3 separate regions of the Mus musculus genome follow, and all the other regions are linked to region 1. A link is a loop called in an ENCODE intact Hi-C map of the cell type or tissue named here. Cell type or tissue: gastrocnemius. All regions are shown on one strand. Each heading gives the region's core, and the rest is flanking DNA. Links, peaks and the distances in the headings are about the cores only.

Region 1 (4,032 bases), core at 1,066-3,565:
GACCCAGTCATAAATTTGAAATCCTCTGCCTCAGGCTTCCTAATACTGAGAATATATGCATGTAGCAAACACACCCAGTAATATGGGGGATTGAACGTAAGTACTTCAGTACTGTGACAGTTGATCTCATAACCCAGACTGAGTGCAGAATGTATGGTAGCATATACACCATGAAGACACTAGAAGAGACAGTCTATACTCCAGGCTAGGTGGAGCTGGACAGCATGAATTTTATCATACTATTCACAGTGACATGCAATTTGAAATGTATGCAGTGGTGCCAGATTGTGGATGTGGCTCAGCCATAGAGAAATTACTTAGCTTGCACAAAGCCCTAGATTTTATTCCCACCACCCAAAAAGGTTAAAAAATAAAATAAAAATCAATCTATGAATTGCTTATTTGTGATGCTTTCCTTTAAAATTTTCTATCCTCCTTCCTTCCTTCCTTCCTTTTTTTCTTTCTTTCTTTCTTTTTTATTTATTTTTTTTTTTTGAGGCAGGGTTTGTTGTGTATCTCTGCTGTATTGGAGCTCACTCTGAAGACCAGGCTGACCACGAACTCACAGAGATCTACCTGCCTCTGCCTCCCAAGTGCTGGGATTAAAGATGTGTGCCACCACTGTCCAACATCTGTTTAATATTTTCAATCTTAGTTGACTGTGGGTGATTGAAAGCATAGAAAATGAGCCTCGGGCTGGTGAGATGGCTCAGTGGGTAAGAGCACCCGACTGCTCTTCCAAAGGTTCGGAGTTCAAATCCCAGCAACCACATGGTGGCTCACAACCATCTGTAACAAGATCTGACTCCCTCTTCTGGATTGTCTGAAGACAGCTACAGTGTACTTACATATAATAAATAAATGAATCTTTAAAAAAAAAAAAAGAAAAAAAAAAGAAAATGAGCCTCTTTCCAAAGTAAGCCTCTACCTTCCTGGTCCCACTGACTAAGGAGGACTCTGCTAATTAATTTATTAAAGGTCCTTTGCACATGATGAATGGCTTCTCTCTCAGTTCTTCAAGGTTCTTTTTTACTTTTGTCTTTCGGTGTTGAGATATGTCCTGGGCTGACCTCAAAAATACATCTGTAATCCAGGCTGGCTTTGAATTTATGGTCTTCTTACCTCCACTTCCCAAATTGTAAATTACAACTGTGTACCACAGTGTCCAGTGTATGGCTGAAGATCCAACCCAGAGTCTCATACATGCAACGCATACAATGTCAATGCTATGTAAATAGGTGTGATGCTGCATTGTTTAGGGACTAACGCCATGATGGGTAGTGGGAACCAAAAGGCATGCCCAATATGAACACGATTTTTAAAAGGAATATTTTCCATCCACAGCTGATGGACTCCACAGTTGTGAAATCCACACGTGCAAAGCGCCGGCTACCTTGACTGCCTGGGTCCTTACAGAAACAGTTCTGTGTGACAGCAAAAGCCATGATGCTCCTGGCGTGGGGAAGAAGCTAGAGCCAGGAGCCCAAGCGATGTTAACACACTAGAAAGCAAACGGCGCAAGGCATCCGAAGCAGTGGTATATATCAAGAATACCTTACGCTGCTACTAGGGGTAGTAACTTCTTAGTTGATAAAGGGAAGGGAAGGCCAGGGTCGGTGTATTTCCTTGCATGACTCACACTCTGGCCCCAGGTGTTTTCTAGAAAGCGCTGCCAAGGATTTGGAGTAGCTAACTCGGCAATGAGAATGATCAGTGAGGATGGGGTACGGTCCCCTTAAACTTCTCCAGGAGGTCTGTCTACAAAATTATTTTATTTAGCATTCTCTTTCGTAGACTAGTGTTCCCTCAAAGGGAAGCTAACTCTCATCTGTGCCAAATACATCATTTTCTAATGAGAAAGGTGAGGTTCCGAGAGCACGGAAGGATTTTCTGATGGCCACAGTGCCACATGCGGAAGAAGCAAACATGAAAAAGGCAGGTTGTGAAACAAGTATTTAATTTATGTCCCAGGAAAATTGTGACAACCTGTTTGCATCAACCATGTGTTGCTGTGACTCATTGCCCTTGAAATCTTCTCATCTATTTGATTGCTCAACTTTACATTAAAAAAAAATTTTTTTTTCACTACTAAAATTGCCCTTACTGTTGAGGGTTTTAAGGAACAAGTCAGCACTGCCCTCTACTGGTTGGCTTATATTTACTGTTAAATAAGTGGGTCCAAGGTGACGAATAGAATTTTTGAAAATGTTTCTTAATTTCAACGGCGCATACATAGAAACTGGCCAATCCGAGCTGTCTGGGTGTTCTCCTCTGCTGTTCGACTGCTCAAAATAAATTGTTGTTGTTGTTGTTGTTGTTGTTGTTGTTGTTGTTGTTTTTCTTTAAGAGACTCTTTGGCTTCCTGGTTTCCAGGACTACAACTTTGAAAGGTGAATTCAAATGTGTTAATGAAGGAGAGAGACAGAAAGGCAGATGAGACCTAGAAAAGAGAAAGAGAGCGATGGGAGAAATGTCCGGTTAAGTGGGGCTGTTTTTCCACTTTGGCAACCCTAAAAATAAGCGCAGTAAACCTCTCCTTGTGACATCAGCAGCTGTTGTGTTGACCGTGTGTCCGCTCATTCAGCGCACAGGATAACCGTTTAGCTTCTGGAGACAGAATTTCAGCTGTTGGCACTACTGCCCTGCCCGCCTCTCCCACAGTGCCAACGTTATGTTTCCATGAAGGCAGATTAAACTACAGTTTGGATGGGAGTCAGCTGGCCACATGTTACACCCGGCGTGGTAACAGTGTCACAGATGACTAAAGTCCGAGTAAAAGATTGACATTTCAATGCAAGAAAAATAAACAGTAGTAAAAGAAACTACTGTGTACCTCTCCAAAAAAAAAAAAAAAATTAAATTCTGGACTATAAATTACTGTGCCATAAACACCTAGATGCCGTTTTAAAATCTTTCATTATTCTTTAGCTGTTTTATATATGTATACAATGTATCTTGATCGTACCCTCCTCCAATTCCACTCCCATTCCTCCCAAACACCCCACCATATGCCCCTGGAATACTGGCTGAACTTGCTGGTTTGCTCTTGTGCAGACAACTAAATCTGCATCGAGGTGACAGGACAGCTGCTGATGGATGCATGTCCAGCAGGCGGCACCTCACAGCACCCGTCCCCTCCCCTGGCTCTTACATGCTTTTTGCCCCCATTTCTTCAATGCTCGAGGAGCCTCGTGGGGGTTGACAGAAATGTCCCACTCGGAGCTGATCACTCAGTAGTCACTTATCCTAAGCAGGCTGATGAGCTCTGAGTGTCTCACGCTGTCTGCTGCCCTCTGCAGAAAGATGCCTTGCTGCCTAAGGCCGAGAGCAGCACTAACCTAAGAATAGAAACATAAATATTTAGAAGACAGTTTGATGATGTGTCCATTTAGGAAAAAAGGAAAAATGGCAGTAGTAGTTTTGCCCCAGGACCTATGGTCTCCTGAACTATTGACTTTTGAGCAAATTTAGAGTAACAAGTGTGAATTCCTTCCTGTGAAGCAAGCCTCACATCCAACCAGAGAGTAGTTGGTTACGCCTATAACCTCCATGATCTGATAGTATCAGTAGACATACTAGATAGTTTTCTTTCTTTTCTTTTTTTTTAAGATTTATTTATTTATTTAATGTATGTGAGTACACTGTAGCTGTACAGATGTTTGTGAGCCTTCATGTGGTTGTTGGGAATTGAATTTTTAAGACCTCTGCCCGGCTCACTCTGGTCAACTCTGCTCGCTCTGGCCCAAAGATTGATTGATTGATTGATTGATTGATTGATTGATTGATTATATGTAAGTACACTGTAGCTGGCTTCAGATGCACCAGAGGAGGGAGTCAGATCTCATTACCAATGGTTGTGAGCCACCATGTGGTTGCTGGGATTTGAACTCAGGACCTTTAGGAAGAGCAGTCAGTGCTCTTACCTGCTGAGCCATCTCGCCAGCCCACTAGATAGTTTTCTAAGACAAAGTTAATAGAGTTAGCCTTCTTTTCTGAGTTCAATGTTCTCAAACCAGACTCTGCACCCCTTGA
Region 2 (4,032 bases), core at 595-3,094, 230 kb before region 1:
TTTGGCATCCGTGCTCTTAGATCCGGAAAAGTCTCAGCTTTTCATACTCTGCATGAGGGTAACAAAATCAGAGCTTTTCACTGCTAGAAACAGAATATCTTGTTCTGGATCTAACTGCTAACACTCACGTTACTCCGCCACTGAAAGCAAGAGGTAACTGATTCTCAAATCCATGCTACGTGCATGTTCTACGGCACATGAACGAACAGCTGTGTGCCAATGCTGTGAGTCTCACATCCGATGAACCCCTGCATGTGTGTTTTGTCTCTGGTAGGATTGAAGCGATTTATCGGACTGAAGTAAAACAGAAGAAGAAGACTCACGGCTTACTGACCCCGTTTCTGCTAACTGAGCTGGAGACTGTGGGCAATATCCATTTTGAAGAAGGCACTCAGGCTGATGACTGGTAAACCTGAGCTTTGAGTAGGGCTCCAAAAGTAGTTGTATATTTGATCCTGAGCCAGGTGATCAACTTGCAAAGTGTCTCATTTTCAAAATAGTTTTTAGCAAAATATCCATCTGTTGAAAATTTGCTGTCATACATCTTCTACCTGTACCTTTGTCTCATTGCCTTATCGACATGAGACAAGCCCTGGACACCTCAACGGGGTCACTCAACACCCATTCTTTTTCTTAGCCAGTCAGCAGAAAAAGTATATGGGGAGTTTGTAAATATTTTAAGAAAAAAGTTTATGTCCCACTGCTGTCCTCGCGATGTTTATACAGTTGCTGGGCAGATAGTCCTGGATTCTGAACACTGGCTGAAAGCCAGAACAGAGCAGAAACCAACTGCACAACTGGCCACAGCAGGTTGCCACCGTGGAGGCCTCCTGGCCATCCTGCTGGCCTGTAGTCAAAGGGGAAGCCGTGTGGGAGCTAAGCCGTCAGTGGGAACAAGGCCATTGGGTGGTGGGAGAAGGGGCACAAAGCCAGACTTCAGGCTGCCGGGTTCCCTGTATCACAGCCAGTGGGAAACGATCTGGACAAGATGAGAATGAAACTCGGTTCATTCCAACTTTGTTAGCCAGACCTGTTCTAACTCCTGAGTCTGACACCAGGTGGTTTACTGTCAGCATCTTTAAACAGAACCGTTTGTTACTGTTTCCTTGTGTAATACAAGCTCAGATCCACAAGGAGGCACAATTACATCAACCTACTCCAATGTGCATGTCATTTCTTGCAAGAAAGTGGGTTCTGAAGAGAGACTGCATGTATTAGACTAAGGGCCTACGGAAGGAGCTGCCAAGATCTGGGTCATACATATGACATAGAGGTCATTTGGGCTATCTGTCACCTCCTGCACTGATAAAGCCTTTGGTGGTAAGTCAGGTGCTCTAAGCTAGGAGTTCAGATAGTGGGCTCAGAAATCACCCGTCACAGAAGCCCTCACACCTATGTTACATAAATGGTCACAGGGTAAATGAATCTCATAAAGAATCATTTGCTTCCTTGTTAAATGGTCTCTCTTTCGGTCTTAATCTCCATTCTGTGCAATTTTAAGACAAGACTGTAATTTTATTAGAACAGCCAGATGAGGGCAGCAGAGAGCAGACCAGTCATCGAAAGGACCCGTGATCTAGAGTTTCTCAAAGCTGCCACATCCTCCTCTGGTTCTCAGATCACTTTTCTCCCTGGAAGATCTCTGAGGCTTCAAGAAGGTGCCCTCTGCACTCCTTACCCAAGGCTTCTCTGCTAAGTCTTTATTCTTTAGCATTTGTCATATTTATGGCTTTACATATTATTGAATATCTACCCCCTTTGGAATATAAGCCTTAGGAGAGAGAGGGTGGACACCACCCTTCTCACTATGTGCCCTAACTTAGGTAGTTCTTGGGATAGAGTCAGAGACAATGATATTCCCAAAGAGGACAGGGCCAGTGCTGATGATGAGCCAGGGTATGATTCAGCATGCATTTGAGATGTGGTACAGGCGTGCTAGCGGGTGAAGAGGAGTGGAGACAGCCACTCCTGCCATTTTTAACTACTGGTTGGGGCCAGGTGCTGAGTACTTAGCTTTGAAAGTCCCTTTGCATATTTACTCGAGTGTTTTAGAAACCAGTGGATATTCAAACTGGGTACTACAGCTACATTTGGGTAGAAATGATTATTTGTGTATGAATACATACATGCATATATATATATATACTATATATATATACATACATGCATGCGTACATACATATATCATGCATGGATACAAACATACATACATACATATGTACATGATAGATAAAATCACCTAGGGACAGTGGAAATAAGAGAGCTATAATTCTGGTTCCTGGTGAAAAGCAAGCTTTCCAAGTCTATTGGAGACTGGGGAATAGTTCAGTGACAAAGGACTTCTCTGATTGCAGAAGGTTCTTGGTTCAATCCTTAACACCATAAAAAAAAGTAAAATAAATGAAAATTTAAAAAGAAATTATTTCAAGGAACCGGAGGGGGGGCTGGACAGAAAGAAAAGAAAAGTTGAAGTCATAGCCTGAAGGAAAGTGGCCAGGAATATGTGGTCACACTGAAGCTAATCAAATATTCTTAAGAAGGAAGGACTATTCAGTCAACATCGTTTTTAGGTAGAAGAGGTAGATAATAGATAATAAAAAGAACATTTTACTGTGTTTCAAATTTTAGCATCTTCTGTTGATCAAATATGCCCAGTGGAACAAAAACACAGCTACTGTGATCTGATGAAGTATGTTTAGCCAAAAATATCACAAACTAGGATCTTCAAGGTCTATTTCATACCCTTCAGCGTGTTGAAGGCAATCCACTGTTCTGCTTTTTGTGTGTGTGTCCTGTCTCCCCACGTAGGTTTAACTCCTGCTGTGAACTAATCCTGTCGCGTTTCTGCACCTGGGACTTCAGAGCGTACGGCATCACGGGGGTGAAGGTGAAGCGGGTCATTAAAGTCAACAACCGTATTCTGAGGCTGAAGTTTGAAGAGAAATTCCAAAAGTGTTTGGATCTTGAAGACACACAAGATCCGGAGTAAGAGTCAGTTCTGTTACAAGTAACGGCAAAGGCTGCCTTTGTTTCGTTCTGAGTGGGGAGAGAGAGTATGAACATTCCTGTTTTCAAAGTTCGCCATATGAAAGATGCACCCTGCTAGTAAATGTTTCCTGGTCCTGCGTCTCCCATGGCCGAGATGACTTCATGATTTGTCTAGGGTGAGCCTCTTTCTGAGCGTGGGGTGGGGGCCCTGGAGGTCCTAATGACACTGGAAACAGGAGACTCTCACCAGGGTGCACAGTTAACGTATTGATGGTTAAGCTTTTGTGGCATTACCTCTCACCCTCTTTCTGCCGCTCTTCTTCCTGAGGAGTTACCGGAAGATGCTGGAGTGCCTTTTCTACGTCTTTGATCCCGAAGTGACTGTAAAGAAGAAGCATCTGCTACAGATACTTGAAAGGGGATTCAAAGACAGCGACACAAGCAAGGTAGCTCGCGCTCTCACCCAGAATCCAGCGTGCCTCCCCGTCCCTGCACCACTGTTTACCACAAACTTCTGTTCCTGGTTCCCAGGAAGCATGGTGGCATGGTGGCCGACAGACAGAGTCTTAGGCGTGAAAAGGACAGCACAGGCAGTCCTCCACGGCTCTGTCTGCCTGCCTTGACTTGATTCTTCTTCTTGGAGTCTTTTATTGGTGACTTTGAAATTTCCTTCTTTAATTGGCTCCAAACTCAACATGAACCTCCAGCACTCCTATAAAGAACGAGTTGAAAGCACCCCATTCCCGCGCTTTGGCCGTGCTTTCTAGCTGCCGTCCAGCTTCCTATTTCCGTTTTCTGCCACCATTTCTTTCCTCTCTGCTTCTCCGCCCTCACCTTACTGCTAATTCTGTGTCATTGCTGGGACCCTGAGCTCCAACACATCTAGCCCACTTTCCTGCAGCCTCCTGATGTAGACCAGTGCTGGAGAGTACTGCTTCCCAGGCCACGTCACACAGTGACCCACATAAATGAGAACACTGCTGTGTTCGAACCTGACGCTGCTCTACCCCAATCACTTCCCCTCGGCCTGCTTGCTTTCTCTGT
Region 3 (4,032 bases), core at 595-3,094, 160 kb before region 1:
ATTTATTTTAATTATATGAGCACAATGTAGCTGTCTTCAGACACACCAGAAGAGAGCATCAGATCCCATTACAGTTGTTGTGAGCCACCATGTGGTTGCTGCAGGACCTTTGGAAGAGTAGTCATTGCTCATAACCACTGGGCCATCTCTCCAAACCAACACACAATATTTTAAGGTTAGAAACTTTTATATGTGTTGAGAAGCTCAAAAAGTTGTAATTCTATTTTGAAAGTTGAAGGTAAGATAGATAGTCCAGTAAAGCCGGGCATGGTGGCACATGCCTTTAATCCCAGCACTCAGAAGGCAGAGGCAAGCTGATTTCTGAGTTCAAGGCCAGCCTGGTCTACAAAGTGAATTCCAGGACAGCCAAGGCTATACAGAGAAACCCTGTCTCAGAAGAAAAAAAAAAAAAGTAATCCAGCAAGTGAAGAGAGTCAGCATAGTTATAATATTCTGTGAAGGTTACCTATAAAAAGGCAGTATTCCTTTCATGTAGAATCATTTCAAATAAGAATGGAAAAATACCTGCGAGCCATGCTTAAGGCCTAAGTATTTATGACCTCACACCTTTCTTAAGTATTTGTAAACCTGAAAGTATTTGGGACTCTCCAAACAAGACTATAAACATATTTTTCAAAACACTGTTTTTACTTTATCAGTTGTAATCCGATCCAAATTCAGGAACCTTCTGATATCACTCAACTTCCTTAGCAGAGCTTCCTACATAACCTCAGACATCACCAACACTGTATACGTAACATGCAAAGTGGAAGTCCCCACACTTTGATGTGTCTTACGCTGTCATTGAGCACATCTATCAGTCCCTCTATTTTATATTAAAATCACTTGTAGCCCGGCGTGGTGGCACACGCCTTTAATCCCAGCACGCGGGAGGCAGAGGCAGGCGGATTTCTGAGTTCGAGGTCAACCTGGTCTACAGAGTGAGTTCCAGGATAGCCAGGGCTACACAGAGAAACCCTGTCTCGAAAAACCAAAAAAAAAAAAAAAAAAAAAAAAATCACTTGTAGACTCCAACTCTGCTTCATACAGGCTCGCCCTGGAATTTTTTTCCTGTGGCAAATTCAAGAATCCCAACTTCACTTGAATGGAGATCTCTTGAAAAAAAAAAAATCCAGTTGCTAGGGTGACTATCTACAACCTGTGTCCCTGGGCCCTGGCTCGCTGCCACAGACAGGTTCATTATTTTACATGGATATAGTTTATAATGTGCCCAAAGTACTATAATACTAAGAGCAAAAATATAAATATAACAGGCACATGTTACCATTTAAAAACATTCCCATCCCTGAGGCTGTTTGAATGGCCTTAGTTCTGTAGTCATTAATGGAGGTATCCGAACCCTGGGGGATTGGACTTTTATTGCACTTCTGAGTCACGGGTCTGCCAATCTTGGAAAGCCTAGGCTCCCCAAGAGACAGTCAAGTCATCCAGCTCTCCAGCCTCGAGGTTGCCAAACGATGGACTCGTCACCAAGGCAACCACGTTCCTTCGTCTGGGCGTGGCCCGGGTGAGAGTTCAGAGGTGGTGCTTAGGCCGCTCAAGAACCAGAGCACCAGTGCGGAAGAAGTCTGGGCGTCTCCCACAACACTAGCCCGCCCGGCCCTGCGCGGAGGAAACCCCGCCTACCCTGCGCTGCTGTGCCGCACACATGAATCCGCCTCCGGCAGAACCAGGCGGCAGGGGGCGGGACGAGACGCACAGCCCCGCCTCCGAGCGCGCGTGCGCACTGACCCCTGGGAGGCACGAGCGCAGTTGATCTTAGCCATGGGAACGGGAGCGGTCCTGGAGGCCTCCGGTCAGCTGCTGGCGGGGCCCGCATCCATCCTCGGGCAGGAGTTCCCAACCGACTTCAGCTGGGGAGATGTGGTCCCAGGACGCCCTCGCGTCGCCTCTCCCCTGCGGTGACTCCAGGTATGTCCGTCCCCAACACACCTGAGACTTCGTTGCTGCCTTAGTTTCCACCCCTGGGTACTACTGGGTTCCTTCACCTTTTAATACCTCAAGAAACATCTTTCGCTCTCCATGAAACAGCTTTTAAATGCAATTATTGCTCTTTTTAATGTACTGAGCAAATTGAGTTGATCGAGGTAGTGATCCAGTTTGGCTTTAATGTGACTGAGAATACTTTTGCAGCCCGTGGAGTTACGTTTTATTTCTGAGAGGCCTCTGTGAAATGGAGAATGGCCCTTTGGCCCTGCTGAGGGATGGCCATGTTACTCTAATCAAGTTCATGGCCTATGCCCCTTAGGTAAGATCACTCTTTCTTGGTTTATCTCTGTCTCAAGCCCTCCTGACCAAAATTTGTTCATTCTTGGCCTCCTGGATATGTATAGCGCGTTTCTCAGGTTTCTCTGTCTCTATATAATCCTTTGCGTGTCAAAGACCAGAATTTTTAAAAATGAATCCCATTCGTTATTTATTAGACCTCTGAATTGTATGCTCTCTTATTCTCATGTTCCCCTTATTCATTTTTTCCACTATGGTTCTATTTTTTTTTCATTAAATCCCTGAGTTTAGAGAGAGAGCATTCATATTATTTTATATCTGCTTCCATTCACACCCAATCACCCATAATTTCTCACAGCATCCAGTACAGATATTGCCATTTTAGTGATTTAACTGCCTGGATCCCAGGCTAGCTACAGGTTATGCCTTTCCTACCTTTAGGAAATGCCTATTGGTTATTAACTGCTGTGGAAAATCCCGGGCAGGGGACCTTTGCATCCTCCTCTGTGAGAGCTTTCCTGAGGTACATACAATTCATTTTCTGGAAGTATACAGCTTACTGGTTTTGAGCATCTCAACAGGTTTGCACAATCATCTCTACAAGTTGGTTTCGGAGCAATTTGATTACCTCCAAAAGAAATCTTTTCTATTTAGCTGCTTTTTCTCTCTCCTCCCCAATATTCCTGCTATTAGTTGTAGGCAATCACTAATCTTTAGTCTCAACAAAATTATTTCAGATACTCGATATAAACACAACCTTAAAACATGTGATCTGTGTGCGTGCATCTAGCGAATTTTATGTTGCAGCTTGTATTATTCATTATTGTTTATTAGTATATTAGGCAGATATGCCCTGTATTATTTAGCCATTAGCCATTGGCAAAAAGAGTTTGCCAGTACTAATAATGCCGTGGACATTTTGTATAAATTTTTATGTAGGCATGTTTTCATGGATATAATACCTGGTAATGGAATAGGTATGTCAGAGGCTAATTCCCTTGTTTGGCTCTTTGAGAAACTGACAGATTTTTTTTTTTCCCAAAGCATAGCACCACTCACTGTACATCCCCACTAGATGTATTTGAAGGTTTTACATTAACCTCATCAACACTTGTTCTAGGCTTTCATTTTTATTTTAGCCAATCAGAGAAATTCACACTATCTCATGGTAGGTTTGGCTTGCATTTCCTCATGGCAAGCTTCATTTCCAGCATGGTCTATCACCCAGAAACTGTCAATTCTTATCCTTAGTTTATCTTTTTAAAACCAGGTTGTATTTTCATCATTGAATTGGGAGAATTAATTAATTAGCTAGTTAATTAATTAATATAGCTGAGATGCAGATCTCTAATTGCAGCCTTTTGCCATTCTGCAAATAGCTTCACTTCCCTGATGGCCTGGGCTCTTAACCGCTCTCGTTCAAGAGTGTTAGGTGCCAGTGTCCTCAGGCCAGCTTGGGTATCAGGTTTTACCTTTTATAACTTTTTATATTCCTTTCAAGTCCTCTATTCAAGAATCCTCAGAATTTGCCTGGTGGTTCCTGCCTTTAATCCCAGCACTCAGGAAGCAGAGTCAGGTGGATCTGTGAATTTGAGGCTAGCCTGGTCTACAGAGTCAGAGTTCTGTATCTTGTATTCATAGAATAATGATATGATGCATTAAAGAATAAACCTAAACTAAAAAGCTGCCTAGGAATTTGTTTCTTCTGGCCTTAGAGGAATGTGTGCACACTCATGTGCTGTGCGTGCTTTCAAGCTACTACTTTTTGTTGTATCTTTCTTTTTT

The links. Peaks named below come from ENCODE experiments on the same cell type or tissue, not always from the same donor. Only the 100,000 strongest peaks of a DNase experiment are listed, where the experiment ranks them.
Region 2: it touches region 1 in a loop (5-fold over the local background); 20 of 42 quality-filtered maps call a loop at or near these places.
Region 3: a loop joins it to region 1, with 2.1 times the contacts of the local background. A loop is called at or near these places in 2 of 42 quality-filtered maps.

What each region holds. Positions count from the first base shown.
Region 1 is chr12:72,691,993-72,696,024 of GRCm38, forward strand. No RefSeq gene overlaps it. Among named protein-coding and RNA genes, the nearest start is that of Dhrs7, 29 kb to the left of the region's middle. In gastrocnemius, for the core only: CTCF peaks have their summits at 2,141 (motif pointing left) and 3,119 (motif pointing right); DNase peaks (open chromatin) are centred at 2,178, 2,647 and 3,144; H3K4me3 peaks cover 1,103 bases; H3K27ac peaks cover 1,387 bases.
Region 2 is chr12:72,460,517-72,464,548 of GRCm38, forward strand. It overlaps Lrrc9 (leucine rich repeat containing 9), which reads left to right. Exons shown (of 32, transcript NM_001142728.1): 10 at 275-406; 11 at 2,809-2,985; 12 at 3,320-3,434. Among named protein-coding and RNA genes, the nearest start is that of Lrrc9, 21 kb to the left of the region's middle. In gastrocnemius, for the core only: a CTCF peak has its summit at 1,537 (motif pointing right); DNase peaks (open chromatin) are centred at 861 and 1,547; H3K4me3 peaks cover 276 bases.
Region 3 is chr12:72,534,608-72,538,639 of GRCm38, forward strand. It overlaps Pcnx4 (pecanex homolog 4), which reads left to right and starts at 1,750. Exons shown (of 11, transcript NM_026327.3): 1 at 1,750-1,932. In gastrocnemius, for the core only: a CTCF peak has its summit at 1,719; DNase peaks (open chromatin) are centred at 1,201 and 1,695; H3K4me3 peaks cover 1,664 bases; H3K27ac peaks cover 1,281 bases.